Regions from separate parts of the Homo sapiens genome. Here regions 1, 3 and 4 are each linked to region 2. A link is a loop called in an ENCODE intact Hi-C map of the cell type or tissue named here. Cell type or tissue: endothelial cell of umbilical vein. All regions are shown on one strand. Each heading gives the region's core, and the rest is flanking DNA. Links, peaks and the distances in the headings are about the cores only. Region 1 overlaps LOC643339 (a long non-coding RNA gene). Region 2 holds the start of LOC105369908 (a long non-coding RNA gene). Region 3 overlaps LOC643339 (a long non-coding RNA gene). Region 4 overlaps LINC02413 (long intergenic non-protein coding RNA 2413).

Region 1 (8,057 bases), core at 1,813-6,812, 58 kb after region 2:
CAGTCACAAAAGGACAAATACTATACGATTCCATTCATGTGAGGTACTTAAAATAGGCAAAGTCACAGAAGCAGAAAGTAGAATGGTGATTGTCAGGGTCTGGGGGGAAGGGAAATGGGACATATTGTTTAATAGATAGGGAGTTTCTTTTTGTGATGTTGACAAAGTTCTGAAGATAGATAGTGGTGATGGTTGCAGAACAATGTGAAAGTACTTAATGCCACTGAATTGTAAACTTAAAAATGGTTAAAAAGGTACATTTTAGGTATTATATATTTTATCACAACAAAAAAATAAAATATAAAGATATCATCCAGAAGAATTGTGCTTCATTTAACAAACAGAAGATACTCCCAATCTTAATCAGTTGATGTTAGACAGGAAAATGGGAAGGCAAAGTGATTGGCTGTGATGTTTCAGATTCATCAGCAAAACTAGGGTTTTTACATTCAACTAAATATGATAATTAGGTCATGTGCAAGAATGGAGCCTGCTTGCATGAACTTTCATCTTTCAACAATGACAGCAGAAAGAGGAATAATAGACACTGGTTGCTAACTAATGGCCCTTACCTTTTTTGCATCTTCAGTAGTTGTAGCAGGAAATAAAAGCTTGTCTTTCTTTTTAACTTTGTTTTTTAAAGGTACTCAAATGCCAACTTTACTGTTTCTATATAAACTCCTTTTTGTACTGAAAACTGTAAAAATAACAAAGTTTGCTGTGATTGCAATCCAAAATTTTGAAAGCCAGAAAATCTAATTATTATGCTATAGCCAAACTACCTAATGCTTTCTTTATCCACAAGTAACTTTGCTTCAATTTCTTGATGTTGGGTTTCATCTCATTGACTTTGGGCTTCTAAGACACATGGGAATACTTATGTCGTCTTGGCTTCTTTGGGTCAAATCAAACAGTAGAGCTAAAGTTATTCAAATACATTCAAATTACACAGATCCCTTATAAATTACTAGTATCATAGCGGGAAGAAAAAGATACAAGAAGAAAAATACATCCTAGAACTCATTATCAAAAGTATTGGTGTATAGTCTATAGTAGCATAGAGTAGCTTTCTCAATCTGCTATATAAAATTACCAGCAAGAAAAAAAGGTACAAGAATAAGGTTTATGGCTGAAGTGGCTTGGTGTCAAAATTCCCTATTCTAGCATTCTCAGAAGGATCCCATCTGTTAAACAAGCAGAAACTGCAGGGACATCTGAATGGTCTTGATTCCTTCTTAACTCCCTTAAGCCCAGTGTTTGTTAGTATTCTTTCATGCGGATGAACTCCGCCGAGTAACATGTATCTGAATCTTGCCATCCTCTCTCTCTGCACAGACAGCAATGTTCTTACTCCTCTCCTCCTGTAAAGCAAGTGATCTGTGATTTCCCTGAGGATTGTTGCTCTTGTAGACTGTTCATGGAGTGAACATTCCGGTAGAGGGGAAGGGGATTCGTTACTAGCATTGACAGTCAAGTTATTAAGGTTTTTTGTCAACGTCTCGGAGCAGATTTGAGAGGCCCCTGAATCGTCCTGGGAATTTTCTTTGGTGAGCATTTGTGAAGACTCTGGGATGGAGGTTGGATTAAACTTCTGTGATGGGTCCATCAGCATCTTGACACAACACTAAGCTTCTCCTGGATCTTTGAAACCTTGCAGAAACTGATGACGGAGCCTCAAATTGCTATAAGGTAGCCCAGAAAGAGACTGAGAACCAGATCCCCAACCTCTTTTTAACTTTTTAAGCTCTGACAGTCTTGCTTGGCTTAACTGTTGAGATTCCTCACTTCCCTGTAATGTTCTTCATGTAGTCAACATGAATTTACTCAAGTTTGACTAGATGTGATGGTCAGTGGTTTTGTGCAGGTTATTCTGTTTGCTCTTCTAAATAGATTCATTCTCAGCCCTTCTCTGTTTGATTCTCTGCTTCAGGAGGAGATAATTATGGGCTGCATCACCTTGGCTCCATCACTGTCTGGCTTCTAGCACAGTTTGGCCATGGAGAGGTAGCAACAGGAGATGAAGCAAGCAGGAGGAGAGTGCTCTGAGCATTCTCTGGATGCTCCCTGCCTCACCATGGTTTTGGCATGGCTGGGATCCTCTATCTCCCACTACTGCATCTGCAGGGCAGCTCCCCTCCCTTGACTATAGATCTCACTGCACCCTGGAAACACCATTTCTCTTTCTTATCCATTCAAGCTTAGGGGAAGTAACAGCCCAAATGCTGCTAGTCCCTAGGTATTCCTTGATGCTTATTGTTTTCCTTAACCGTGCCCAAATCCTTGACACAGTTCTTTCATTTCATCCTCCTCAATTAACCCTTTGAGCATGTCATTCAGTTCCTTCCAAGACATTGACTAACACAGACATTCGTATGCCACCAACACTGGCTCTTCTGATGGTCCTGCTTCCCTAATAAATGCTGATATGCCCAGAGAGAAGAGTTTAAAAGGCCGGGTTGTCATCGATGGCTTGATATCCACATGTCCTAAATTCACTGACTATATGTAAAGCATTTATTACAGTGCCTGGCCCATAGTAAGCATTCAATAAGAATTATTGTTGTTGTATCATCATTATAATAACCAGAGAATGGCAACCATTGTCTTTTTTTTATTCACTAAAGGGATGAACTTCATTTATCTGCTGACATTTTATTTCATTGTTATTGGGGGCTTAATACATGCCAGGCCACTTAGTGGCTTTACCTCATTTAATCATAGCTCAGAGCAGTGCTATGAGATAAGTACTAGAGAATTATTATTTCTGTCTGGCAGATGAGGATACCAAAGCTTAGAGAAGTTATGTGATTTGCCCAAGATCATACTGAGATAAGTGGTGAAGCTGAAATATGAACACAGGCTGCTGGCTCTAGAACCTGTGTTCTTCTCAAGACATCCACAGCCTGCCAACATAAGATGGGCGTGGTCCCTTTCTTCTTGGAGGTAAAGAGGAAAACAAGCCTTAAATAAGTAATTACAAATATGCTGCATCTTACTGGGCAAATCGAATGTCATCCAGGGAAAGTGACATTTAAGCTGAGAACTGAGGGAATGAGGCAGACACAAGAGATGGTCTGCCTTTCACCTGCAGATTTGGGAGCAAGTTGGGGCAGGGCTGTCCGTGTTTCTTCTTGGATTGTCGCAGCAACACTCAGCATCTTGCTCTGAACAAAGTCTACCATCAGCGAATGTTTCTTGACTCTATTGAAATAAAGATACTTAATTTCTCCCCTATGGATGACTACTTCTGGTGGAAATCTTCCTTAATAATCGCTTGTAAATCAAAGTCTTCACAGTGCCTTGTAAGGTTCCAGAACCAAACTTGCCTCCCGGTTACCTGTGACACCTACTAATTTCAACAGAAGCGACATGTGTTTACCTGAAGGGAGAATTTGGTTGACAGGATATTGCATAGCACTTAATGACAATTCCATCCCCTTCAAATACACAGTTAGTATCTATAATCATTGTTTAAGAAGATTACATGTCACATGAATTAGAGGTTGTGGAGTCGGAGCCACCTCCACTGTCTGATTGTTGTACGTTCCTTATCCTCTTTTCCAGTTACTTTCCTTCTCAGATTAACACCGTGTTATTATTTTTTCTGGCACCTGGTTTTCCAGGTTTAAAAAAAGAAGAACTATAGCACAAGATATATACATATATATATATATGTTTGTATATATTTGATTGAAATTACTTTATAATTAGATTGTAGGGAGAAAATCATTGCCAAACATTGCTCCCTGAAGATCTTTCCTCATTGGAAGCATTGTCAGTCCAGAAGAGTTCAGCTGGGGTCTGTCTGCTGTGAGCCCCAGAGACTCATTCTGGCCTCATGCACCTGTTCTTTATTTTCCTAGAACCATGCTCAGGAAGGAAATGTTGCCTCCTGTTTAGGCTGTGGTCTGGGATCTGTGAATCATCTGGATATCCCTCTGCATGTTAAAAAGTATTTCAAGCAAAACATAAACATCTAAGTGTTTAGTGGCTGGCAGCTGCAGGCTATAGGCTGAGATGTATCAAAACAAAAGCATTTATCAAACTTTCTAATAATGCTCTTATCTACACCAACATCATTTGCTTTGTTTTTTCTTCTTTGCATTTCTTCTCTATCTCCTCCACTCACATTGCATGATAGAAAAAGTACTAAATGAAGGGTTTGGAAACTCAAGTTCTGGATTCAGTTCTGCTACTGACCTTAGTACCAGACACAAGTCATTGAATTTCTCTTGGGCCTGATTCCTTCTTTTGTTCAAGAAGTATTTGTTGAAAACCTACTATAAAAGCTACTTTACCTGGGATTCAGAAGTGAAGAAAACCTACATAGTTTCTGCTGTCATAGGATCCTTACTGGCAGTCCAGTAGGAAAATGAGACGTGACCACAAAAAGACAGAAACTCAGACTTGTGATGTGAAGTCAGATATTTGTCTATAAGTCTGTGGCTTCCTTGTCTATAAAATGGGCATGGCTGGGTGTGGTGGCCCACGCCTGTAATCCCTGCACTTTGGGAGGCCGAGGCAGGCTGATCATCTGAGGTCAGGAGTTCAAGACCAGCCTGGGCCAACATAGTAAAACCTCATCTCTACTAAAAATACAAAAATTAGCCAAGCATGGTGGTGCATGCCTATAATCCCAGCTACTCGGGAGGCTGAGGTAGGAGAATTGCTTAAATCCAGGAGGCAGAGGCTGCGGTGAGCCAAGATGGTGCCACTGTACTCCAGCCTGGGCAACAGAGTGACATTTTGTCTCAAAAAAAAAATAATAAATAAATAAATAAATAAAATGGGTATAGTATTAGATATGCTATATTTCCCAATCATTAAAGCATTATTTAAAATGCAGCATCTGCAAAGGAACTAGAATACCCAAAACAATTTTTAAAAAGAACAAAGTTAATGGAATTATACTATCTGATTTTAGGACTTACTAGAAAAGCTAGAAAATCAGGACAGTGTGGTAGTGGCATAAGGACAGGTATGTGGATTAATGCAGCAGAGTTGAGAGTCCAGAAATAGACCTACACTAACATAGTCAATTGAGTTTTGATAAAGTGCCAAGGTAAGAAAAGAACAGCCATCAATAAATTATACTGGAATAACTGGATCTCTATATTAAGAAAGGTACCTTGACCTTTTCCTCACAGCATACACAAATTTCACTCAAAACAGAGAGTAGACCTAAATCTCAGAGCCAATACTATAAACCTTGTAGAATAACATATAGTAAAAAATCTTCGTAACCTTGGATTAGGGCAAGTTTCTTATGTAATAGATTACAAAAAGCATGAACTGTAAAAGAGAAATTGATAAATTGGGCTTCATAAAGAGTTAAAACATTAGCTTGTCAAAAGACACAATTCAGAAAATGAAAAGCTAAGCCATTAAGAGAAAATATTTGTAAAATATATATCTAACAAAGGATTTGTATCCAGATAACATTAATTTCTCTTACAACTTAAGAAAACAATCCAATAATATAATGAGAAAAATATTTGAATAGACAATGCACAAAAGAAAATACATGAACTGTCAAAAAATCACATGAAAAAATGCTTAGCATCATTAGTAATTACAGAACTGCAACTTAAAACCACAATGGGAGACCACTACACCCACACTAGAATAGCTAAGGTTAAAAATACTGGCAATAATAAGTGTTGGTGAGGCTATAGAGCAACTAGAAATCTCATACGCTGCTGTTGGCAATGGAAAACAATACAGATGTTTCAAAAAAAGAAGCTTCTTAAAATGTTAAACATACACTTACCGCCCAGTAATTCCACTCTTAGGTATTACCCAAGAGAAATGAGAAAATATGCCCACTGAAAGACATACATGAATGTTCATAACATCATTCCATAATAACACCGAACTGGAAACAATCTGAATGGCCATCAACTGATATATAGATAAAAAGAAAATGGTGATATACAGTTAAATATTAACAACTAAAAGGAATGGAGTTGATGGGGCTACAGGGCACAATACCCCCAAAATATGACTGTAGGAGACCAGAATATACCACCTCAAAATATGCTTTTTTGGCATAAGGATTATTTGAGGTGATTCTTCTGGGAAACAGCAGACACAGGAGAAGCTCTGAAAATGAGAGTAGAGGTTACCCTTTTGTAAGAGAAATGTACATCTATAAAGGAACTCTCCATTTGTAAGATTGTCTCCCTCTCTGTACCAGGAGGAAAGGATGGTAGATCACTAGACACTCTTGCCAATGGAGAAGGCATAGGCTTAAATCTGTACAACAAATCTAAACCTCGTTTATGGGGCTTTTCCTGGCCAGTTCCCCATAACTAGGCATTTCCCACACCCTTCTTTCTTTATTTCAGGGGACATGGTACATGACTGTAGTCTCAAGTGTAAGCAAGCTTTTGAGATCTACTCTGGCGATTTTATTCACTCTTCCCTGAGTATCTTCCACATATGCATAAGGTATACATGTGATTAATCTTCTGTTTGTTTTTCTCTTATTAATCTGTTTTTTGTTACAAGGGTCTGTTCCAATTAAGAACTCATGAAAGGTAGAGGAAAAATTATTTTTCCTCCTCTATAGAGTACTGATGCAACAATGTGGATGAATTTTAAAGGCACCAGGCTAAGTGAAAGAAGCCAAAAACAAAATACCATGTATAGTACTGTATGATTCCATTTACCTGAAATCGTTGTAGGGCTTTCTCCTTAGTTCAGCTAAGAGCCGGGTCATTGTCACACGGCCATGAAATATTAGGCCCACAGACACTTTGAAGGGTGAGAAAAATGGAATTTATTGGGTGAAAAGGAAAAAAAGGGCAAACAGGGACCCTCAGCAGAGTGAGAGTCCTGCTAGTAAAGGCTTCCGCCTCACAGATTGAATCCCGGGTTCCACCCAGGAAGAAGAAAGGCCAGGCTCCTCCCCCTGCAAATGGCACGAACTTCCCAAGGCTCCACCCCAGTGCGCACTCCTCCCGGGGAGCAGGCCGGTTGGAGTCTCTCTGGGGATCCCTTCCCACCTGGCTGTCTCAAAATATTTAATGAAAATCCTAAAAAGACAAAACTAAAGGGACAATAAATAGATTGTTTTTTTCCTGGGGCTGGGGATATGGACAGGAGTTGAATGCAAAGGGGCCTGAGGACAATTTCGGGGTTATGGCAGTGTTCCAAAATGTGATTGTGGTGGTGGTGGCATGACTATTTTCATTTACTAAAATCCATTCACACTTTAAGTTGGTGAAGTTTATTGTATATAAATTATTCTTCAATAAAGCTGTAAACAATGTTAATTCAAAATAAATACACACTTGGAGCTTACAGAAAGTAATTCTACAAAGCAAGACTTTGGCAGTTTCAGAGGACCAAGGAGAAGTTAGGAAGCAATACGGTAGGAAAATTTTTGAGGTTCATCCCAGAGAAACTTCAATTCATAATGGAACCCCAGAAATCCTAAGCCACATAGCACTTGAGTTGGGACACCCTGTCTGGAAACAGGCAGAAATGTCAGGCACAGAAATAGGTTTCCTATCACTCACGTAGAAATCTCGGTCAGAGGCCACAGGCTGTGGCTTCAGTGCTTTATCTGGCTAGATAAATCCTTACGGGTTTCTCCTCATCTGCTCTCTGGAGCCCTGGGGGTGAGAGGGTGGAAGTGTGGAGCAGCCTAGCCTCCCTGGCTGGGTTTGACCCACTGACATGGAAGGAGTTCTTTCAACGGTGGGATTTCTGCAGCCCTCTAGTTGCTCATACTGCTGCTGCTGCTGGAACTTCATGTTTTCCATTTCCAACTTCTATCCAGGACTTTGACATTTCCTGTGGTGCTGGTTTCTCAAGCATCAGCATCCCACACAGTAGAGAGCCAGGTTTACTTCTCTTAGGAGACCCCCTGGGCCTGAGCTTGGCTCTCCTCCCCAGTCCCTTGATTCCAGGCTCTGGTCTCCCAATTTTCTTCCCTTTCAGCATTCAGTTAGCTGCTACCTCTCCTGTGAGGTGTTGGTGAAGAACATGATTTCTCCTTAAAACTCTCCCTATCTGAACAGGCATGTTAGACTCTCACTCATGGCCTCCTT
Region 2 (8,057 bases), core at 1,141-6,140:
AGCCTCCCAAGTAGCTGGGATTACAGGCATATGCCACCATGCACGGCTGATTTTTGTATTTTTAGTAGAGACGAGGTTTCATCACGTTGGCCAGGCTGGTATTCAACTCCTGACCTCAGATGATCCTGAGTACTGTGACTCCCAAAGTACTGGGATTATAGGCGTGAGCCACCATGCCCAGCCTTGAGATTTTTTTTTTTTTTTTGGACAGGGTCTCGCTCTGTTGCCCAGGCTGGAGTACAGTGGCACGATCTTGGTTCACTGCAACCTCTGCTGCCCAGGTTCAAGCAATTCTCCTGCCTCAGCCATGTGAGTAGCTGGGATTACAGGCGTGTGCCACCACCTCTAGGTAATTTTTGTATTTTTAGTAGAGACAGGGTTTTGCCATGTTGGCCAGGCTGGTCTTGAACTCAGGACCTCCAGTGAGCCACCTGCCTCGGCCTCCCAAATTGCTGGGATTATCTGCACGAGCCACTGTACCCAGCCTTCTTGTTTAAAAACAAAAGAAACTTAAATAAATAAAGAAATAAGTCAAGGGCAATAATAGTAGAAACAAAGTGGCAATTGCAATTGTTGAGGAGTTTTGGAAAAAATAAAAATTAAAATAAAAAAAGGCTTGCGCCTTAACAGCTAACTGGTTACTGAGTAGCCCAGTGAGGGAAGTGGGAAACAAAGGAAGAGAAGACTCCTAGGACAAACAGGATCAGAGTCATTACTGGGGACTAGAGCCAGTGTCAGGTGAGGAGAGGCTGCTGGATCATGAGAAGCTCATGTGACGCAGGCGGGTACCATATTTCATCAGTGCTAAGGTACCCGTTGTGTCACAGTTGAACAACTTGAATCAGGATGCATGTTACACTTGATGATATCAGTCACCATTGTCAGGGTGGCAGTCATTGCTGGGCATGCAGAAACTTGGGCATAGATGTTCATATTGTGGCCCCGTGTTGTTTAAATAAATATGTATTTATGTAAATTTAGCATAACAAAAAAATGAACATTTCTAATCAGGAAGCATGATGTCACCGTTTAATTGAGTTTTTCACTTCTTCATGACAGATTAAATGATGGCATGTCTTATGATTGGTGGCACATTAGTGACATACAGGTTAATTTGCCATATATGATTATAAATTAACTGTTTATAAATCTGTGTCCCATTTACACACCGTTTTGGGTCTTCTCATCTAATAACTTTGTTGAACCAGAAATGTGTGAGTTAGATTGATCAAAATGCTCACTCAGAGGTGGCTATTCTGCGTTCAGAACTGGCCAACCATTTACTAAATTTTGTTGTTAATTTCTAATAATGTATGTCCAAACAGGAACTATTTTGGCTTGGTACTGATGGATACTAAAGTTTGTGATTACATATAGATAAGTGAGGTTCTGTGTTTTTTCCTTAGCATCAAAGAGCTGAGCTGCTTTCTCATCTGTCCTCTTTGCAGTAGTGAACTGTCAATCAGAGCATCAGACCAGTGCCCTCCTATGTGCATGCTTGGGAGAAATCTCCTTCTTTAGATATCCACTCTAAAATGCCTCTGCAAGCAGAGTGAATGCCACGTGTAAAGGAGCAGTGACCAGACAGTGAAGACTGTGTTTGGGAGATTGTGGGTAGATCATTTGCCTGCAGTGGATTGGGTGTGTATGGGAGAGAGCCATAGGTAAGGTGGTACGTTAGACTGGTACTGTGTTCATTTGGGGACAGGTCACAGTCAGTGCATACTGTGCACACTGTGAGTCACATACAAGTCAGTGCATGGCGAATCTTTCGTTAAGTGGGATATGCAGGCTAACGAGGGAACAGGAAGCTGCCAGGCTGCGATACATAATTCTCAGCAAACTTCATGAAGAATGATGGCTTCTATTCCAGGTACATAGTTGTAGAGCATAATCCATTTCACAGCTGGAGGCCTGTTTTATTTTTCAAGTGAAATTGGAGAGAGTGGGGTGGGAAACTTGTCCTCTGATGGCTTAGCGGAGGCAAGGGTGGAAGATGGGGATCCACTTCATTTGTTTTCCTGTCATTAGGCCCCTGAAAAAATATAGACTAAGGATATAATTGCATGGTTTGCTTCTACCTCGGAAAAAGCTGGATTAGTAATTGCATTAACTTGTTACTATGCTTTGCTCTCAGGGATAATATAATTTTAGCTATTGCTTCCTAATTATAGGGTTCTTATTGTTCTAAAAATCCCATTCAGCATGTGTTTCATTTTCACTTTTATGAAGGGCATTGTGAATAAGAGCCCACATCTTGGAAAGAGCTAAGCTGAGCTGAAGCTGTGACTTGCCCAAAGCCATTCCCCACTGTGACAAGCTGGGTGCTACTGTGAATTTTATCCTCCATTGATGAATAATGCTATTGGCAAAGACCATATGCTCTGTTGCTTGCTGGAGTCCAGAGGCACTGCACAACCGAGGGATAATCACATCAAGCTGATGATGGTTTTTATTGGGTGGTAGTAATGGCAGAAGTAATGACAGTCATTAAAATCATGCTTCGAATCGCTTTGGGCCTTCAGAGCACAGCTAACTCAATGTGTCAAGGACGGGTCACTCCCAGAAGCTGTCTGGAAGGATTGCCCAACGACCCTTGTTCTTTGAGAACTGCAGGGCTGGCAGGAGGCAGCAGTGAAGGCCTCAGGTCTTCACCATCTCTTGCATCTACACTGGTGCTTTTGGTGTTTCTACATGATCTTATTTAGGTGAGAATCAAAGTGGACTCATGCAAAACTGAGCTTATTCATAGAAAGGCAATAGAAAAATATCCTTGAGATGTTCCACTCCAATTCAACAAATACAAAATTTGTGATACCTGGGTATGTACTCAGTGCTAAAAGCTCTAAAGGATTTGGAGAATAAGATAGTTACTCTTCTGTGGGACCTACTCTCTGGGAAGGGAGGTATCTATTCACAAGCAACTATAGTGCAAGGCAACATGTGGTATTATATATGTGTTACAGGAGAACCTGATGGGTAAGGGGAGCATAAATTGGTTCAGACGAGGATGATTTGAAAAGATATACCTGGGGTACTACAGGGGAAAAATATACATAAGTTAAACTTCCTGCAAATTCCTCAAAGGTGACCTTGAACAAGTCATTTAATTCTTCCTCTGTCAGATTCACCATCTGCAAAAAAAGGAATATTGGCCTTAAAGATTTTTCACTGGGCAAAGAACCACTCAATCCATCTCACTGAAAGTTTGAGATTATAACAAAACCCTGAATTCTAGGTATAATTGAACAGTTAGAAATCAGAGGAACAGGAATTCCAGGTGGAGGGACCAGCACTAATAGGGGCCTAGTGGCAAGAAGGTGTTTTTCTGGCTGGAGCATAGGGTTTTGTTGATTTTGTGTGTGTGTGTGTGAGTGTGTGTGTGTGTGTGTGTGTACAGGTTATATGCACAGGCTCTTTCTTGATGAAGATAATCTCCCATTACCCTATTCCTCTACAACAGTCTCTTTAAAATATTAAGAAACCCAAGATAGAGGCAAGTTATTTATTGGTTATATCTAGAGATATTTATACAAAGAAAAGAAAGGGGATAAATAGATAATTTCTATATTTCTTAGATTTCTTGACTCATACAGAATCATGACTCAGATAATGACTCAGGGGCAAACTGAACATTTATAGCTGTTACCTTAACTAAGGGAAAACATTCTTCATAGCAGATAGTCTGAGTGACAAAAAAAAAAAAAAACACACAGATTTTTATAGTCTGGTTTCAACCCACAGAATTCTACCTGCAGAAGAACAAATACTTGGAAAAGATTATAGGAAAATAAAAAGATTTAGCAGAAATATTAAACTAAATGAGATTTTATTAATAGTTTTACCTTATATTTATTTAGTGCTTTATAGTTGACTTTTTCATTATTTAATTTTATGCTCACCACATTCCTGGGAGTGAAGCATTTTTGATACTATTCTGCCCCTTCTTCCAGATGTGGAAACTGGGGTTCCAAGAGGTTCTATGACTTGCTGTGAATTTTACACTCAACGAGTTCTAGAATTAGAATTTGAACTTTGAACTCTTGCTGTAAGACTCATTCTAGCACAGTGTGTTGTCTTGAGATCACGCAGGCAGCCTACTCTGCTTATTTTTCTTGAGGAAACAGGTTCAGAGAGGTGAAGTGACTCACCCAAGATCATATAGTTGATGGCTGTTCTAGACCTCAAAGCAAGATGTCCTAACTTCCTGTTCTGTGCTCTTTTCATAATGCAAGGCTATACAGGATATAAATTTGAAATAAAATGTGTTAATCCATTCACTGCTATAAAAAAATACCTAAGACTGGGTAATTTATAAAGAAAAGAGGTTTAATTGGCTCATGGCTCTGCAGGTTGTACATGAAGCATAGCAGCTTTTGCTTCTGGGGAGGCCTCAGGAATCTTCCAATCATGGTGGAAGGCAAAGGGGAAGTGAGGCATTTCACATGGCGGAAGCAGGAGCAGGAGTTGGGGGAGTGCCACACACTTTTAAACAATGAGATCTCACAGGACCTCACTCACTGTGGTGAGGACAGTACCAAGGGGGAAAGACTCCCCATGATCCAATCACCTCCCACGAGGCCCCACCTTCAACACTGGAGATTACATTTCCACATGAGATTTGGAGGAGGACAGCATCCAAACTATATCAAAAACCACGGTAGAATCCTCCCACGTAGTATTATTCCCATAGAGCAATGCCACTGTAAATTGTAAGTGGTAAAATTCCTACAGTTAACTTCAAGAAAAATAAACAAGAACTAACATACTATGCATTTGGTTCTTTAATCACTTTATAAGAACTAACACATTCAATCCTCCTAACTACCCTATGAGGTGACCATGATTATTATTTTTATTTTATCATTGAGGAAACTAAGTTACAGAGAGGTGAAGTAATCTAAGAAAACATAGCCAGAAAATGGTAGGCCTGTATACAAACCCAAGTAGCAAGGCCCTGAAACCTCTTAGTCACTCAGTTATCAAGCCAGAATATAAAAAATATTTGGGATTCAAAATAGGTACTGAAATAAAGCCACATTTTCTTAGGAAACTCTTTTAACAAATTGAACAAATTAATAACGCCAATAAGAGTGTAGGGTAAATGTTCAGATTAATTAAGCATATAAGTAACTAATGTCTGTTATACATCATCATTTTATCTAGTCACTAGCCAAGTTTTATACTGCTTAGTTCCCAAGACTATAGCAGGTCCGGAAATTATATACTGTTGCATTTTTAAAAACACAATCTATGCATTGTATAGACATTCAGATCAGCATTTTTCTTATTAGTTTGACCTACTACAGTTTCTTTTACTTCATACGCTTGCCTTTATTATCACATAGTAATGATATCTTGGGATTATGAAGAATTGGCTACACAATACTAGACACCCTTTAAAAAGAAAGAAATTCTGTCATTTGCAACATCATAGATAAGCCTGGAGGACATTATGTTTAGTGAAATAAACCAAGCACAGAAAGACAAATACTCCATGATTTCACTTACCTGTGGAATCTAAAAAAGTGGAACTTACAGAAGTAGAGAATAGAATGATGATTACTCAAGGATGGGGGTACGGGGTGGGACAGGGAAAGAGGAGATGTTGGTCAAAGGGTACAAAGTTTGAGTTAGACAGGAGGAATAAATGTTAGTGCGCAGCATGGTGACCATAGTTAATAATAACTTACTACATATTTCAAAATTGCTAAGAGTAGATTTTAAATATTCTCACTAGGAAAAAAAAGGTAAGTAGGTGAGGTGCTGGATATGTTAATTAGCTTGATTTAATCATCCCTTGGTGTATCAAAATGTTACATTGTACCCCATAAATATGTATAATTATTATTTGTCAGTAAAACAATTTTCTTCTACATCGTTTGGATTATTTTATTTGTTTTAATGACGCATCAAAACATTAAGAGTGCTGCACTTTTTGTCTCTCTTTTAGAGATGGGAAAGTTGAGTGAAGCAGGTTCAGACTCCCTGGAGTGAAGGGGGCAAAACCAGGGCAGTCCCTCCTGCAGTCTTTAGAATGCTGCTGCGAGGTTCAGTGGAGAAAGCTGGGGTGGGGGCATTGAATGAGCACTGCCCTTGGAGTCAAACAGGCATCTGACCATGTTGCTTTCTGTTCCTGAGGATAAGACTCAACCACCGTCTAGAGATTCTGAAGTCAAACACTCAAATATACAAACACTCAAGAAGTTCCTCTGGGCTTTGTATGTTCAGAGACTGAAGAGATGTAGCATTCTCTTATAAGAAAATTTTACTAATTCAATTGAGAATATGCAGAGGGAATGAATAAAGACTCCTAGTCTCCAGAAATTATTGCATTTCCATATGACACACCATTTCATGAAACCTCTCTGCATTTATAAAAGTTGTTTTCTTCCTGAAGATGTGCAGCTTATGCAGAGCTAATTACTCCCAAGTCCTTGGGGAATGCAAATATGCCGACAACTAGCATCATGGCAAAGAAAAAGAGCTCTCAATGTTTTTTTTCCTTTTGTCCCCTTTTTTTTTCTTTCAGTAAGTGCAAATTCTACTATAACCTTAGTAACTTAGTAGTTCCTAAACTCCAGGAAAGCCGCAAGCCATTTACTTTGCTTATTATTTATGAAAAGCAATAAAAATTTGAGAGATATAAAAATTTCCTATTACATCTGTTTGGTCTTTCAAAATAAATTAAAATGGATAATAATAATATCTTATTTAGTCCCTGCTGTGTGGCAGATACTATAGAACCATGATGTCATTTACTCCTGACAACAGCCACAGAAAGTAGATATCATTCTCTTGAGAACTGTGACAACTGCCATCAACATGACATTGCTATTTGGACTTAGAACTCAGACCACCTGTGTCAATATAACTTAAGTTACTTGTTCTGAAAACTTTTCATAGAATAGATAAGACTGTAAGCCAACAAATAACTTCTCTGTTTGCATTAGGAAATTCCTGCTGATCAGCTTATCTGAGATAACAATCTGCTCCCTTGGGCAAATTGCTCACTCTCATCAAGCCATAGTTTACTCATCAACACTTGCTTTAAGATCCTCCCTTCGTCCACCTTGGGCTAAGGTTACATCATGATCTTAGCCCAATTCCAGTCAGTTCCCTTTTATTTATTTATTTTTTTTGAGATAGAATTTCGCTCTTGTTGCCCAGGCTGGAGTACAACGGCGCGATCTCGGCTCACTGCAACCTCTGCCTCCCAGGTTCAAGCAATTCTCCTGCCTCAGCCTCCCGAGTAGCTGGGATTACAGGCATGCACCACCACACCGGGCTAATTTTGTATTTTTAGTAGTGATGGGGTTTCTCTATGTTGGTCAGGTTGGTCTCGAACTTCCGACCTCAGTTGATTTGCCTGCCTTGGCCTCCCAAAGTGCTGGGATTACAGGCATGCACCATCACGCCCAGCTAACTTTGTATTTTTAGTAGTGATGGGGTTTCTCTATGTTGGTTAGGCTGGTCTTGAACTTCCGACCTCAGTTGATCTGCCTGCCTTGGCCTCCCAAAGTGCTGGGATTACAGGCATGAACCACCACGCCTGACCTTCAGTTCCCTTCTTTAAAGACTCTTGAGGTTACTTGAACCAAGATCTCAAAACTGTATAAATATCCATCCCTGACTTCTTTTTTCTGAGGTACCACTAAGACTTTGTCAAGATGGTGTTTTCCTTATTAAATTGTCTGACAGCATTTGAGGGAGTTTAACAATTCTTGTTTTACAAATGAGCAAAGAGAGGCCCAGAGTTTCAGGTATTTGTCCAAGTTCACTCCCTCAGTTAAGGGTTGGAGCCGGGATTCCAATCCAGAACTACCTGACCCCATCCCATGTTCCTGATCGCTCTGCTACTGTGGTCGTTCAGTTGGAATGAAAATCCAGTTTCTTTGGTTTCAACCATGGACATATTTGGCTTTTGAGGAGTAAAAGAAAATCCAAGCAATAGTTGTCTTAGTCTGTTCTTGCTGCTATAACAAAACATCTTAGATTGAATAATATATTAAGAACAGACTTTCTTTCTTACTGTTCTAGAGGCTGGGAAGTCCAAG
Region 3 (8,057 bases), core at 1,656-6,655, 190 kb before region 2:
TAGTCCTAGCTACACAGGAGGCTGAGGCAGGAAGATCGCCTGAGCTCAGGAGCCCAGGTGCAGTGAGCTACGATCATGCCACTCACTCCAGCCTGGGCGATAGAACGAGATCCTGTCTCTAAAAAAAATTAAAAAGAAAAAAAAGGCCGGGCGCAGTGGCTCATGCTTGTAATCCCAGCACTTTGGCAGGCCGAGGCGGGCAGATCAAGAGGTCAGGAGATCGAGACCATCCTGGCTAACACGGTGAAACCCCGTCTGTACTAAAAACACACAAAAAATTAGCCGGGCGTGGTGGCGGGCGCCTGTAGTCCCAGCTACTCAGGAGGCTGAGGCAGGAGAATGGCGTGAACCCGGGAGCGGCGGAGCTTGCAGTGAGCCTAGATGGCGCCACTGCACTCCAGCCTGAGCGACAGAGCAAGACTCCGTCTCAAAAAAAAAAAAAAAAAAAAAACAAACAAAACCTTGAAATCAGGTAGTGTGAGGCAGCTAACATTCTTTTCCAAAATTGTTTTGGCTATCCTACTTCCTTTGCTTTTTCTTATATACTTTAGAATCAGCTTGTCAATTTCTGCAAAAATGTCTGGTGGAATTTTGAGTGTGATTGCATTGAATCTATAGATCAATTTAGGGAGAACTGATATTTTAACATATTGTGACTTCCAATCCATGAACACAGTGTATCCCTCCATTTGTTTAGATATTTTTTCCCCTACCATGCAAGAAATGTCAACTGCAGTTGAGCAGAAAAATACCCTGCTTGAAGTCTGCAAAGTCGAAATGATCTCTGATTCTGCAAAGTTTAGGACAAAATCCAATGATTCAACTTAATTTAATTTCTTTAAGGTCAACTTAATTTCTTCAGGTATTTATCATCAGTATATTTAAACACTCATTTGTAGAAAGGTCCTGATGGTGTGACACTTCCTAGGGTCTTAAAATGACCTTTTTCTATATCTTATCTTAAGAATTGAGGCCTGGAAAGGTTGTTTGTCTTATTTGTTTATAAATGATTCCACCAGTTACTAATGAGACAATCCTTGGAAACACATATTTGTTTCCACAAGAAACTTGACCTTTCAGTTTAAAAATACCATCTTAACTTCATCAAATTATAGCTGTGTACTAACTTGTTTTTATTTTATTGTAATCTGTAAAATTTACACTTATTGCCTAAACATTGATTTTCAGTCTAAGAGGGTCATTAGTCACAAATGTAAGATGTATTCTCAGTCTTCTTAAACACAATTCTAGTATGTTCTAGTTATTCAAAAAACCTTAAATAAAATAGAAACAAGAACAGTTGCCACAAAAAAGCAGCTTTTACCACTAAAAGTTGTCTTTTTGGATAAAAAAAGGATTGGCAGATTTTTGATAATTGGAGAAATGGAATTGTGGTTTGAATTGTTTCTTTTTCTGCTTTTATAGAAGAAACTGAAAATTTCCATAAAAGTTTATGTATCTGTGTTTTTTTTTTTTTTTTTTTTTGAGACAGAGTCTCACTCTGTTGCCCAGGCTGGAGTGCTATGGTATGATCTCAGCTCACTGCAACCTCCGCCTCCTGGGTTCAAGCGATTCTCCTGCCTCAGCCTCTCGAGTAGCTGAGATTACAGGCACGCACCACCACGTCCAGCTAATTTTTGTATTTTCAGTAGATACAGTGTTTCTTCATGTTGGCCAGGCTGGTTCGAACTCTTGACCTCAGGTGATCCACCCACCTCAGCCTCCCAAAATGTTGGGATTACAGGTGTGAGCCACCGCGCCTGGCCATATCTGTGTGTTTTTAAGGAACTTTCTAGTTAAGAGCTTTCTTCCTTCTATGAATTCAACTTTAGGAGGAGATACTTTTAATTGAAGTTTCAAAGACATATTTTTCTTATTTTTGAGATGGAGTCTCGCTCTGCTGCCCAGGCTGGAGTGCAATGGTTCAATCTCGGCCCACTGCAACCTCTGCCTTCCAGGTTCAAGTGATTCTTCCACCTTAGCCTGCCAAGTAGCTGAGACTACAGGTGCCCGCCACCACACCCAGCTAATTTTTGTATTTTTAGTAGAGATGGGGTTTTGCCATGTTCACCAGGCCGGTCTCAAACTCCTGACCTCAAGTGATCCGCCTGTCTCAGACTCCTAAAGTGCTGAGATTACAGGTGGGAGCCACCACACCTGGCCTCAAGGACATCTTTTTCTTTTCTTTACTTTTTTGAGATGGAATCTCGCTCTTTTGCCCAGGTTGGACTGCAATGGCATGATCTCAGCTCACTGCAACCTCCACCTCCCTGGTTCAAGCGATTCTCCTGCCTCAGCCTCCCAAGTGGCTGTGATTACAGGCGTGTGCCACCACACACGGCTAATTTTGTATTTTTAGTAGAGATGGGGTTTTGCCATGTTGGTGAGGCTGATCTCAAACTCCTGACCTCAGGTGATCCGCCTGTCTCGCCCTTCCAAAGTGCTGGGATTACAGGAATGAGCCACCACGCCCGGCCTCAAGGACATATTTTTCTTAATCTGAGTCTAGTACAATTAAGTATAAAGTATAAGAACTTTAAAAAATCTTTTTAAATTCAGAGTAGCAGTTTGCAAACTATTTCTGTAAAGGGCCAGATAATAAACATATTGGGCTTTGGGAGCCACATGGTCTCTGTTATGACTACTCATGGTAGAGACCATACACCAAAGCCAGCCTCAGAGGACACATAAACGAGTAGGTATGGTTCTGCTCCAATGAAACTTTTTGACTAACACAGACAAGGGGTCAGAGTTGACTTCTCTGATTTATAGGGTTTTGGGGGAATGAGCTATTATAAAGACTTTGGTAAAAGAAAACCATTCACCATTTACAGGAGGGCTCTCTCATGTCTTTTCTGGAAGCCTCAAAGTTAAACTCATCTTGAACCCAGGGTTAGTTGTCCATGTAGCTCCAGCTGTGCCACAAATTATCTGAGTGAGTTGGGAGAATTTGCTTGATACTTTATGCTTCTATTTCTTAATTTGTTTGTTCTTTTTCTTTAACTTTCTTTTAAATATTAAAAAACAATTTCTTATTTCTTATTGGGCAGCCTCTTGAGCCAGAGTAGGCTCAGAGACTCCCAATTTCTTAATTTACAACAGGAGGATGATGATAGATTTGCCTCAAATGGCTGTTGTGAGGATTAAATGGGTCAACGTGAATAAAGCACTTAGAATGCTGCCTGCCATGTAAGTTTTATGGAAGTGTTAGCTGATATTATTAGTAATCCATAATGAAAATAGAAATTAATCAGACTTTAATTTCAAACATCTTTTATAAATTGAACAAAGGTTGGTGCTATCTTTGGGAGGCTGAGGCAAGCAGATCACTTGAGGTCAGGAGTTGGAGACCAGCCTGGCCAACATGGTGAAACCCCATCTCTAGTTAAAAAAATACAAAAATTAGCAGGGCCTGGTGGTAGGCAGCTGCAATCCCAGCTACTTGGGAGGCTGACACAGGAGAATTTCTTGAGCCCAGGAGGTGGAGGCTACAGTGAGCTGAGATCGCACCACTGCACTCCAACCTGGGTGACAGAGTGAGACTCTGTCTCAAAAAAAAAAAAAAAAAACCCCCAAAAAACCCCCAAAATAGGTTGGTGTTATGATTTGAATGTTTATGTTCTCCCAAATTCATATGTTAAAACCTAATCACCAATGTGAAGTATAAGAAGGTGGGGTTTGGGGAGGTGATTAGGTTTTGAGGACAGAGCCGTAGCGAATGGGATTAGCGCCCTTATGAAAGAGGCCCCAGAAAGCTCCCTCACCCCTTCTTCCCTGTAGGGTTATAGCAAAAAGGAAGCAGTTTATGAACTAGGAAGCAGGCCCTCACTAGACACCAAATCTGCCAGTACCTTGATCTTGGACTTGACAGCCTCAAGAACTGGGGGAAATAAATTTCTGTTGTTTATTAACCACTCCTCTTATGGAATTTTATTATAGAAGTTCAAATAGACTAAGACAGTTGGAAAAATCATTTTTAGAATTAATATGTGGGAATGTAAAAGTAAATTGATCCAGCAACTCAGGCCATGCTTCTCTGTGGCAGCAATTGACTGATTAACAACTGCCTGCATCCATAGAGCATTTGTGTTCCAGCTCCTACACCCCCACCTAGCACAGTTTCTCGTTTATCTAATCTGCCTGACTTCTGTAGGCATTTGGGTTTCTGACCCTCAATCTAGAGAGACATACATTAAATCTCATTGGTATTTAATAGGCCAGGCTGGATTAGGAACCATAGTGGACCTAGCGTGGAGAAGAATATGATGTCTTCCAATCCCTACCTTCACCTGGCTTCTGTGTATTAAAACTAAAAACAATATTAAACTATACAAAAGTTCAGGCCAGTCCAACATAGTTCAGATTTTTTTCCCTCAATGTGATTTTCTGAGTGTTTTTTGGGAAGTAGGGAATTCTTTCTGTAGTCATTTTTTGGGTGCTGCTTTGTTGATATCTAACTATGGACTCAGTCTGTCTCTGGGGGCATCCTGGACACTTCCCTCCCTCCAACTTGCAGCATTTCTTTTCGCCTGGATTTCCTTGTACTCTTGCTCTGCATCCTGTCTGGAGTGTAATCTGAGCCCCAGCCTGTGTGACTGCAGCTGGGATACTCTGTTGCTTTCAACTCCCTCTCTTCCCAGGTCATAGGACCTGTTCTCCCTACCCATCTGCAGGACTAGATGCCAGACTTACGGCTGCAAAAATAATTACAAGTCCCTTGGGCAGTTGGGGCCAGGGCTCTGATATATTAGCACAAGAGCTGAGCTAGATGGTTGTGCAGGTGAAAGCCTGCAGTGACTGATTATGAGAGTGTCCCAAGAAGGCTTTGAATTTGATCATGCCCAAGGCTAGAGTCTTTGCACCTGTTAGGGATGATTCCCATTCTCCAGATAAGGACACTGATGATCTCTCAGTAAGTGGTAGAGTCTGCCTTTGAACCCAGGTCTGTGTGGTTGGTTTTGATGCTTTGTTGGGGGATGGAACATGGGCAATCACTCTTGCCTGTGAAGACAGAATAGATCACAGAGAAGACTGCATACTTGCTCAGCAGACTGTCCTTGCTAGCTTTGTCAGAACAATGGTATTAGTAACATGAGTCCTTTGGACTGTGATCAGGAAGAAGACATTTAAGGGTAACAGGTAAGACCTCTGAGTTCTTCTTTATTGCTCTTTCCTCTGACTTCTACTTGAGAAGTGTCCTCAGATTAGATTTCCTTTTCATTTTGTTTTCAACCTAGATTCTTGCAGAGAGAAGCAAACATAAGCAATCCTCTTGTTCTTGTTTCAACATGAAATGACAGTCATCAAACTGTAGGCTCTAGAGGAGCAGATTCCAAATCTGAAAGTTGTTAGCATGTTAGTCTGTTTGGGTAACTTAATTTACCTGGAGGAATCCTCCTGAAGTTTTCTTGAGCTGATTTTCCCATCATGATGAACACAGGGCCTTAAATGAAGACTTTTTGAGCAGAGGAGGAAAAACAAGAAAGGCATACAAGTGTGTGTGGGTGGCCCTATCCTAGGCTCACATTGTAGAACCTCCTGTGCATGGGGTTGTCCTTTACCTCTGTGCATTCTCTATGGAATGTAAGCTTCTCAAAGTCAGGGACTGCTGTCAGGGACTACTGTCTTCTTAATCTTTGCATCCTCCTCGCCTAGCACAGTGCCTGGCATACAGCAGGTGGCCAGGGATATTATGGACAAATGAATGCATGCATGGAAGGTAAAGAAGCATAGAGGGATGAGAAGCAGAAGGAAAGGTCTATGGCCAGAAGCATTTTGGGGGCATCTAGGGAGGCAGTGCTAGTGAATAGTGGGCCATGGAGTCAGACTGCTCAAGATGACTTCCTGGCCCCACCTCCCCTTACTGCATAACCTTGGACAAAGTACTAGACCTCTCCAGGCTCCATTTAAAAAATGCCTGTAAAGGCCAGGTGTGGTGGCTCACTCCTGTAATCCCAGCACTTTGGGAGGCCAAGGTGGGCAGATCATGAGGTCAAGAGATCGAGACCATCCTGGCTAACATGGTGAAACACCATCTCTACTAAAAATACAAAAATTAGCTGGGCATGGTGGTGCGCACCTGTAGTCCCAGCTACTCGGGAGGTTGAGGCAGGAGAATCGTTTGAACCCGGGAGGCAGAGGTTGCGGTGAGTGGAGATTGAGTCACTGCAGTCCAGCCTGGCAACAGAGTGAGACTCAGTCTCAAAAAAAAAAAAAAAAAAAAAAGCCTGTAAAATGCTGAGAAGATGGATTGTGATGGTCTTCATCTTACAGGACTGTTATGAGATATTTATTGGGTTACATGAGGTATTTATTGTGTCCTGGCTTGGGTAGGGCATCATATGCATAGAAGGCAATCTAGATTTTTGAGTATAAATGTGTAAGTTGAATGGAGTCAGAGATCTTAGAAGACTTTGATAGATGGCATGGAGGCTAGAAAAGTCCAAGACAGGCTGGGCGCAGAGCCTCATGCCTGTAATCCCAGCATTTTGGGAGGTTGAGGCAGGTGGATCACCTGAGGTCAGGAGTTCAAGACCAGCTTGGCCAGCAGGGTGAAACCCCACCTCTACTAAAAATACAAAATATTAGCCGGGCGTGGTGGGAAGCACCTGTAATCCCAGCTACTCAGGAGGCTGGGGCAGGAAAATTGTTTGAACCCAGGAGACAGAGGTTGCAGTGAGCTGAGACTGCGTCATCATACTCCAGCCTGGGCAACAACAGCGAAACTTTGCCTCAAAAAAAAAAAAAAAAAAAAAAAAAAAAAAAAAAAAAAAAAAGTCCAAGACAGATTGGTGGGGCAGAGAGGGAAAAAATTAAAAAAGAAAAGTCCAAGATATGTGAGGATATTGCGTTCTGAAAAAGAGGTCGAAACTGGCTAGAAAAAGTTGAAAGTAGGAAATAAATAAAATTCTGATGGGATTGGCAGGGGAAAATGAGGGAACATAGTGGTTAGGCAGCCCATGTCCTGAGCATATAAAATGCCCCACAGTGAGCAATGGGGCATTTCCTTCAGATGACTTAGGGGTTTTTGGTTGGTATGATGCTTTTTTGTTGTTCTTAAGGAAAACAGACGCCATCTTAAGTCTTTCAGAAAATTAGTTAACTGATAGGTACATTTTAATGCCATTTTAAAATTTTAAGTTATTCTGAGTTTGAGAGTCATTTTTATTTCTTTCCATGAACCTTCCTGCAGTGGACAAGACAGGCATAAGACTTTTCCAACTCTATCTTTAGATCTACTACTTAACACTACGTACCTGTTTTTCATTTCTAATTCATCATTTTTGACTATATAATACATTCACATAATGCAAGAATCAACCCGGCCGGGTGTGATGGCTCATGCCTGTAATACCAGCACTTTGGGAGGCCGAGATGGGTGGATCACTTGAGGTCAGAAGTTCAAAACCAGCCTGGCCAACATGGCGAAACCCCATCTCTACTAAAAATATAAAAATTAGCTGGGTGTGGTGGTGCGTGCCTGTAATCCCAGCTACTCAGGAGGCTGAGCCAGGAGAATCACAGGAACCCAGGGGATGGAGGTTGCATTAAGCCGAGATAGCGCCACTGCACTACGGCCTGGGCAACAGAGAGAGACTCAGTCTCAAAAAAAAAAAAAATCAACCTGATATGAAAGTTACGCCTTGAGAGATCTTCCTCTCTCGCCAGCTATCCACGCTGGTCCCCGCTCCTACCCAGGTTATCTTCCCAGTTCTCTAGAGAAGGGCCTTTGATTTGGTTTAAATATCTTGTTGTTACAAGCAATGTAGCAATGTAACCCTATACATATAGCTATTTTATGTTTGCAGATCTGTAAGATATTCAGCAGGTATCCTGCAGAAGTGAGATTTTTGGACTAAAGATAAACATATCTGTAATTTTGATTGACGATGCCAAATTACCCTCCTTAGGGACACACCATTTCACACTCCAGGTATGAGCCTGCCTGTGCCCGGCTCCCTCCCCAGCCTCCTGATACGACATGTTGCCAGGCTAAGAGGTAAAATATTTTCTCAGCATAGCTTTAACTTGCGTTCTTATTATGACTGGAATCGACG
Region 4 (8,057 bases), core at 2,005-7,004, 74 kb after region 2:
TAATGCTCATATTAAAGGCCTTCATGGGGAAATTCCATTTTAGAAATTACTGTGGAGATGTAACAAAGCTCATCAGTGCCTTATTTTCTTGAAGAATATACTCCTTCATTTGACCTCCTAAAAACAACCTCCTTATCACTTGGCCTTTGTGTTAGTCATCAGTGCTGTTTACTGGGGGTCATGAGTATCTGCCCACCCTCCCTCTCAGCATGTGGTGGGATGGTGTTTCTCTGCTCCCCTTGAAGTTAGATAAGCCAGGTGACTTGCTTTGGCCAGTGAAATGTGAGGGAGTGGGGGATGTGTGTCACTTCCTGGTGGAAGTTTTAAGAACCAGTGTGCCCTTCCCTACCTTATCCTTCCCATTTCACTGGCGATGGGTCAAACTGAAGCCCCCATCAGCCTGAGGTCTCTCAGCAATTTCTATGAGTAATATGTTCACATTTCTTATAGATGGAAAGTCAAAACGATCAAAGAAAATGTTTCTTTGAAGTGCCTTAGAGAAATAACTGGCTAGACAGGTCTATTTCAACTCCTCCCTTTTATTTGAAGACATGACTTCATAGTGCATTACAATCTGTGTGAGCACGGGTGGCTTCAAAGGCCTATGCGGGATCAGCGGCCCTTCCCAGTGTAAACACGAATCTACTGTGTCTGATTAGTGCCTTTCACAGCCATCAGTCCCTGCCATTGTTAGGAACGCCAGGCTTAGAGTCAGAATTATAAGCTTTGTTTAATAAAAGATATTTACTCCTCAGTCCTGAGAGTTATCTGCAAGGTGTCCCTGTTCCCTAGTCCCTCCCAGACAGGCCACCCCACATCTTTTGCCTCTCTTTTGTTCTTGAAGTTCCGCAGTCACTCCCTGTGCAGAGGTAGCCTGGGTACTCTGCTGCTAGCTTTCATTTGCCCATATCCAGAGCTGGGCTGTGATAGAGACCCCTGCAGTATGGGAGCCTGGCTGACTGTTGGACTTTGTGGCTGCTGATCCTGCCTTGTTTCTTGGGCTTGGAGCCAGGGCTGACCTTGGACAAAGTACTAAGCAGGCTAACTTTGTTCTCAGACCCGCACATCCCTCTTCACACTTGGGCGACAGCACTGCATTGGACAAATGGGGGACTGACTCTCCCACTACACTTCCTAGCTGTGTGACCTTGAGCAAATGACTTAAAATCTTGACACCTCAGCTTCCTGAGCTCTTAAAGCTGGTACTGGTGCCTAGCTCAAAAGGTGACTGTGAGGGCCAAATAACACAATACATATATGCTTGGCATACTGTAATCCTTCAATCTATTTTAAGTTTTATTGTTAGTTTTATTAGTTTTAGTCTTACTAAGATGCAAATGACTGGCAAGGCGTGGATGTGTTCCTCCTGGGCTGTGGGAAGCCTGGTGTACAGGAGCCTAGTGTTCCTCCCGGAGGAGAGACAGTGACAGCAAGGCACACACACCTCAGCATGGCTCTGCACTGTCTGCTCACCTACATGCATAGAAGAACTCTTCTGGAATAGAAGACCCTTTATTTCTTTGTGAAAACAGCTTGTGCTGCTGAGGCAAATAACAGAAAATAATGAGCTCTGGAAAGTGATGGTTCTTAGGAAATCCTCAGCAATTTGGGATAAACGGGAGAGTGGAACATGAAGCTGGGCAGTGCCCAAGATCGATGCAGTGAATGAGTCCATAAGTCCATCACACACGTTCTGCGGAGAAAGGAAAACATGGTGTATGAAATGTTTTAGTAAGTACTAAACATTTACTAAACAGCTAGCACAAAAACTGCTTATCACGTGAGGCATAAAACTGTAGTAGAAGTTGGAAATGCACAAGTGGTGTGAGACCGTACAGAAAGCATGAATCTTGATGGAACTGAGACATGGGAGAAAGCAAGGGGCCCGGCTGATCATTGCATTTTCACAGGCTGAGGGATTGGTGTAAGATGTCCGATATATTCCTGTCCAAAGTCAAGTGTTGGCTTTACTCTGTTGGTGTGTGTCTGCCTCTCCATTGGCCAATGGCCTGCTTGAAGAGAGGGTTCTGTCTTCATCACTCTTCTCTCTCTTTCAAACTAGCTCTGTGTCTGGCACTTGGTAAGTGTCACCTAGGTGTTTAGTGAGTGAATAATTGAGTGAATCCATCTCAGGAGCCAGGTTCCAAGGTCTAAGCAGGTCTAGCATATAGGAAGCTTGTGCTAAGACAGTCAGCTAGGACCCGTAGGTGTCTGCCTAAGGACAGGATGGGTGGAGGCATAGGTGGGTAGGAAAGAGGCCAGCCTCCTCCAGGGCATTCCAGTTATGAAGTGTGAAGGTCTGCAGGGACTTTGAACTCAGCATTGCAAAAGTTTACCGGTTCCATTGATGAAGATACAGGAAAAGGTAGGCTGAGATCCTGGTAGAGCCACTCAGGAGGTTAAAAAGACCATGGTTTTGAGGGAAGCATGGAGCCAAAATGGTGTCAAACCTCTTAGATCTCAGAAGGAACCCAACCTTGAAGATTAAGTTATCTGTGTCTAGAGAACATCATACCTTGGGCTGGGTGCAGTAACTCACCCCTGTAATCTCAGCACTTTGGGAGGCCAAGGTGAGAGTATGGGTTGAGCCGAGGAGTTTGAGACCAGCCTGGGCAACATATTGAGACCCCAGCTCTACTAAAAAAAAAAAAGTTAGCATGGTGGTACATGCCTGTAGTCTCAGCTATGCAGGAGGCTGAGGTGGGAAGATAGCTTGAGCCCAGGAGCTACAGGCTGCAGTGAGCCATAATCGCACTACTGCTCTCCAGCTTGAGTGACTTTTGGAGATCTTGTCTCCAAAAATTAGTTAGTTAATTAAGTATATAAAACTAAAAAAATAAAATTCTACTTTGTTTGAGGCACCTCAGGATCTTACCCGGATACAATAGCAATCATTTTTTGAGCACTTTTATGCCAGACATTGTGCTAAGTGTTTTGTCTACTTTATCTAATTTAATTTTCATAACAGCTTCAAAGATAAGTACCATGATTCCCATTTTAAAGATGGGAACTGAGGCTTAGTAAAGTTAAGCAACCAATAAATTATAGATCAGAGATGCAAAGCCACACTGCATGACTACAATATCTCATGCCATTGACCACCAAGAAAAACTCCTACCTTTATTTTATTTGTAGGTTAGGGTGTGTGAATATGTGTGTAGACTTAAAATATCTACCCTCGTTTTATGATTCTTCTACAAATGTTGCTTCTAGAACTCCTTGGCTATACCCTTAAATTTCTAGACTAGAGAGACACAGATGGACTTTATGGTGGTACCCAGGATCTCTATCTCCTGAAGTTTCTGCCCTCTTGAGTGTAGGCAGGACCTGTGACTTGCCTGTAACCAGTGGAATATGGCAAAGGTAATGGGGTGTCATTCCCAAGATCATGTTTGTTCATGTAGAACTCTGTTTTCTTAGTAGACCCAGGTAGAGTCTCTCTCTCTCTCTCTCTTTCTCTCTCTGTTGCTGACTTTGAAGAATTGAGTTGCCATGAACCCTACAATGGCAAAGAAATAAATTCAACAACCTGAGGGAGTATGCACAGAGATCTTTACCTGGTCAAGCCTCTGATGAGAACCCAACCTTGACCAACACCTTGATTGCCACCAGGTGAGACCCTAAGGACAGAACCCAGCAGAGCTGTGTTCAGGCTCCTGACTCAAAGAGCATGTGAGATAATAAGCATGTGTTGCTTTAAGCTGTTAAGCGTGTGGTAGTTTGTCACACAGCATAGAAAACAAATACACAGACCATTACCTGAAAAACAAAAACAAAAACAAAAAACCTTGCTGTGTGATGATTGGAGAGACACTGGGTTCAGAGGATGGGGCAAAGCTGCTCTTATTTTTTTCCATTGGTGGAAATTAGTCTATGAGAATCCTCCTCCTTTGTGAGCAACAAGAAGGCCTTTGTTAAAAAAAAAAAAAAAAAAAAAAAAAAGCCTATCTCCCTTTGTTCTCCAGCCAGCCTCTCTCTCTCGGGTGTCCTCTAGAGTCCTAGCTCTCAAGCTCTCAGTGGAGCTGGGCAGTGGGGAATAATGTCATAGTCCCTTCAGGCTGTTATCACAAAATGCCATAGACTGGGTAGATTATAAACACAGAAATTTATTTCTCACAGTTCTGGAGGCTGGGAAGTCCAAAATTAAGGTATTGACAGATTTAGTGTCTGGTGAGGGCCTGCTTCCTCATAGCCAGTCGTTTTCTCACTGTAACCTCACATGCTAGAAGAAGCAGGGGATCTCTCTGAGGCCTGTTATATGGGGCACTAATCCCATGATGAAGGTTCCACCCTCCGGACTTCATCTAACTCTAACGACCTCCCAGAGGCCCCATTCCTAATATCATCACCTTGGGAATTAGAACTCCAACATATGAATTTCAGGGGAATGCATATTCAGTCCATTGCAGAGGGTTCAAGTCCCTTCCATTATGCCCAATGGAGGGGAAATAAAAATGGTATGGCTTCAGGGTGAAGTATCTACAGGATAAACATATCTTTCCATATCCTGATTAATTCTAATCATATATTCTCTGTATTATGATGCCTGATGTTCCTGGGGTTTTTTTTTTGTTTTTTTTTTTTTTTGCCATGTTACCAAAGACTCCCTTCTATTATTTTAGTTGGTATAAAACAGGGTCTAATTAAGTTGTTAGTTCATTACCTCACCTCCGGGAAAGAGGGAAAAGAATAAAATTTCACTGGGCCTCACCTCTTATCAGAAAAAGGTTTTATATCACTGAGAATAGGGAAACTGCAGGTTAAAGGCTAAATTCCTTTGGTTGTAATGTAATACCAAAGCTGTTCTTTTTTTTTAAGGATCAAATAAAGCCTGTACTTAAACAAATTGTGTGTGCAAATACAATCGCTGTCCCTCTTGCTGTGACATGTTTGTGCTGGCTGAAGCTTGAAGTATTCTACCACTGAAGCTCACAGGGGTTTGGGTGGAGAGCTGATCCTGGGCAAAGAGGGCAGGTGACTTATTGATTGCATGAAAATTCCCTCCCTGCAAGCAAAACAATAGCATCACTGCCATTCGTGCCTCAGCTTCATGGTGGGGCGGTAGGAGAATGTGTGTTTTGCCTGCTTTGTTGCAAGGAGGAAAGGGAGGGTTGCTCTGTCCTGGTTGAGGAGGCAAAGGTGGCATTCCTGTATTTTTGTTGGATCCCTTTGCATGAACAACCTCACCTGTCAAAACATGGTGAGAAATAGAAGTAGAACAAAGAAGAGAGAAGCAGGAACCAGTGAGAAGACAGATTGAACTGAGCCAGGACCTTAAAATACAAGCTGTAAAATGTCCGATTGCATTTTATTTTACAGCTGCTTGAACTTACCATTTTTGGCTAACGTGTATGTGTGTATTTATATATTTGTCTATATAACTAACCATGAAATTGTTATGTCTAGGCCAATGGATTTTTTTATTTTTATTTTTTAGAGACAGGGTCTTGTTCTGTCACCCCAACTGGAGTGCAGTGACATGATCATAGCTCACTGTAACCTCCAACTCCGGGACTCAAGCAATTCTCCATCCTCAGCCTCCAGAATAGCTGGGACTATAGCAGTGAGCCACTGCTCCCAGCAACAATGGATATTTTTTAATATTATCGTGTGTGTAGATATAATCATAAATATATAATTTCTGGACAACAAGTATCAAACATATTAATTTGCTTTGTGTAATGCCTTTCACCACCTAACAATAGCTAGTGATTTCCAGCTTTTTAAGACACAGCTTTATAAATGAAGTGCTTAGGCAGTGGAGTGGCTCAGGCCTATAATCCTAGCACTTTGGGAGGTTGAGATAGGCAGATCGCCTGAGGTCAGGAGTTTGAGGCCAGCCTGGCCAACGTAGTGAAACCCAATCTCTACTAAAAATACAAAAAATTAGCTGTGTGGTGGCGCATGCCTGTAATCCCAGCTGCTTGGGAGGCTGAGGCAGGATAATCACTGGAACTGGGGAGCCGGAGGCTGCAGTGAGCCGAGATCATGCCACTGCAATCCAGCCTGGGCAACAGAGCGAGACCCTGTCTCAAAACAAATAAACAAATAAATAAATAAGCAAAGTGCTTTCACATAATTATCTCAGTTAGAGGCCTGAACATCAGCTCACCCTCTTTTTCTCTGAGGACTCTTAGAACTTCCACTCTTGACTTTCAGGCCCAGTCTAACAACGACGTATCCCTCAGAATTTCATGATAACCAAGGGCAGCTCTGTCACTTGGGCTCTGCTCTCCAGTGTGACTCAAAGCCTTCTTCCTATTCCTGGTATTTCTGAGTTCCTGAAACTGCCCTCCTGCCTCTTGTCCTGGGATCATCTCATGCAGCATTTTCTCCAAATATTCCTTTCACCTGTTTGCTCTAACGGACATTGGAAGACTTCTGAGGCCATTTCCTTCCCCACTGCCTCTTCAAGGACAGGATAGTTTTTTGTTTTGTTTTGTTTTTTCTTTCTCATCCCCCTTGCACCCTAAGGCCAAGAAGTAGAAAAAGCATCCCCCTGGCTCCTCACTGTTGACTGCAAAGCATTTCTCTCCCTCCCTCCTGACACTGTCTCCTCTTGCTCCTTTCCCCCCATCTTGGACCAGTCATCTCCTTGACCTCCGCTCATTCCTGCTCATTCAAAAACACTTGAGCCCCTGACCAATGTGCTTTCTCTCCACCCACTCCTGCATCATTCTCTGACCTCAGCTTTCACAGGCTGCCTCTCTACACCCTGATATCTCAGTTCCTTAACTTCTTTACCCCACTCCACCTCATCTCAGCCAGTCACCCCCTTGGCCACTACTGGGCTTTTTATTTACACCACCAGTACCTGCTTTCTTTCTGAAATTTCCAACTACTATCTATTTCTTAGTCTTTGGCTGACTGGCTTTGTAGTTACTTTTTTTTTTTTTTTTTTTTTTGAGATGGAGTCTCGCTCTGTCACCCAGGCTGGAGTGCAGTGGTGCAATCTCGGCTCACTGCAACCTCCGCCTCCCTGGTTCAAGCGATTCTCCTGCCTCAGCCTCCTTAGTAGCTGGGATTACAGGTGCGCACCACCATGCCTGGCTAGTTTTTGTATTTTCAGTAGAGATGGGGTTTTCCCATGTTGGCCAGGCTGGTCTCGAACTCCTGACCTCAGGTGATCCACCCACCTTGGCCTCCCAAAGTGCTGGGATTACAGGCATGAGCCACCAAGCCCAGCCCGTAGCTACATTTATTTTACCTTAAGCATGGACTCTGACACTTAAGAATTATCTGTTAGCCTTCTATCTTTACTTATTATTTATTTTTTGGAGGCAGGGTCTCCCTCTGTTGCCTAGGCTGGAATGTGGTGGCATGATCACAGCTCACTGCAGCCTCTGCCTCGGATCCTCCCACCTCAGCCTCCAGAGTAGCTGGGACCACAGTACTCTGCACCATCACACTAGGCTAATTTTTTGTTTTGTATAGATGGGGTCTCACTTTGATGCCCAGGTTGGTCTTGAACTTCTGGGCTTGAGGGATCCCCCCGACTTGGCCTCCCAAAGTGCTAGGATTACAAGCATGAGCCATTACACCTGGCCCCATCTTCATTTTCTTCCCATCTGGTTTAGAGTTCATTTCCATTGATATCACTTCCTTAAAATTATTCTTGGCTCATTAGATATTCATAGACAAAAATAAATCTTCATCTAAATCTCATACCTTATACAAAAATTAACTGATTATGAATTATAGAGGTAAATGTAAAATGCAAAACTATGAAGCTTTTGGAAGATAACATAGAAGAGTCTTTGGGACCTTGGGCTTGGTAAAGTGTTCTTGAATGTGATACCAAAAGCACAAACCGTTAGAAAAATAATAAATTGGACTTTATCAAAAATTTAAAAGTTTTACTCTGCAAAAGACCCTGTTGAAGATAAAAAGACAAGCTAAAGACTGGGAGAAATATTTGCAAATCACACATCTGACAAAGGACTAGTATCTGGAATATATAAAGAACTCTGAACCTCAACATTAAAAAGAATCTAGTTGAAAGTTGGCAAAAGACATCCAGAGAGTTCACCAGAGAGGATACAAAGATGGCAAACAAG

Evidence for each region. Peaks named below come from ENCODE experiments on the same cell type or tissue, not always from the same donor. Only the 100,000 strongest peaks of a DNase experiment are listed, where the experiment ranks them.
Region 1: it touches region 2 in a loop (6-fold over the local background); 5 of 110 quality-filtered maps call a loop at or near these places.
Region 3: it touches region 2 in a loop (2.4-fold over the local background); 2 of 110 quality-filtered maps call a loop at or near these places.
Region 4: a loop joins it to region 2, with 4 times the contacts of the local background. A loop is called at or near these places in 6 of 110 quality-filtered maps.

Annotation. Positions count from the first base shown.
Region 1 is chr12:93,028,814-93,036,870 of GRCh38, reverse strand. The region is part of intron 3 of LOC643339 (a long non-coding RNA gene); the gene reads left to right. It also overlaps the pseudogene DPPA3P5. Among named protein-coding and RNA genes, the nearest start is that of LINC02413, 42 kb to the right of the region's middle. In endothelial cell of umbilical vein, for the core only: no CTCF peak of the experiment used is centred there; a DNase peak (open chromatin) is centred at 3,910; H3K27ac peaks cover 1,438 bases.
Region 2 is chr12:93,086,417-93,094,473 of GRCh38, reverse strand. The region is part of intron 3 of LOC643339 (a long non-coding RNA gene); the gene reads left to right. LOC105369908 (a long non-coding RNA gene) reads right to left here and starts at 3,994. Exons shown (of 4, transcript NR_188219.1): 1 at 3,846-3,994. In endothelial cell of umbilical vein, for the core only: no CTCF peak of the experiment used is centred there; DNase peaks (open chromatin) are centred at 3,613 and 4,143; H3K27ac peaks cover 2,620 bases.
Region 3 is chr12:93,276,779-93,284,835 of GRCh38, reverse strand. All of the region lies in intron 2 of LOC643339 (a long non-coding RNA gene), which reads left to right. Among named protein-coding and RNA genes, the nearest start is that of NUDT4, 97 kb to the left of the region's middle. In endothelial cell of umbilical vein, for the core only: no CTCF peak of the experiment used is centred there; a DNase peak (open chromatin) is centred at 4,595.
Region 4 is chr12:93,013,047-93,021,103 of GRCh38, reverse strand. It overlaps LINC02413 (long intergenic non-protein coding RNA 2413), which reads right to left. Exons shown (of 4, transcript XR_945212.3): 4 at 1,497-1,693. All of the region lies in intron 3 of LOC643339 (a long non-coding RNA gene), which reads left to right. Among named protein-coding and RNA genes, the nearest start is that of LINC02413, 26 kb to the right of the region's middle. In endothelial cell of umbilical vein, for the core only: no CTCF peak of the experiment used is centred there; DNase peaks (open chromatin) are centred at 4,113 and 5,003; H3K27ac peaks cover 2,487 bases.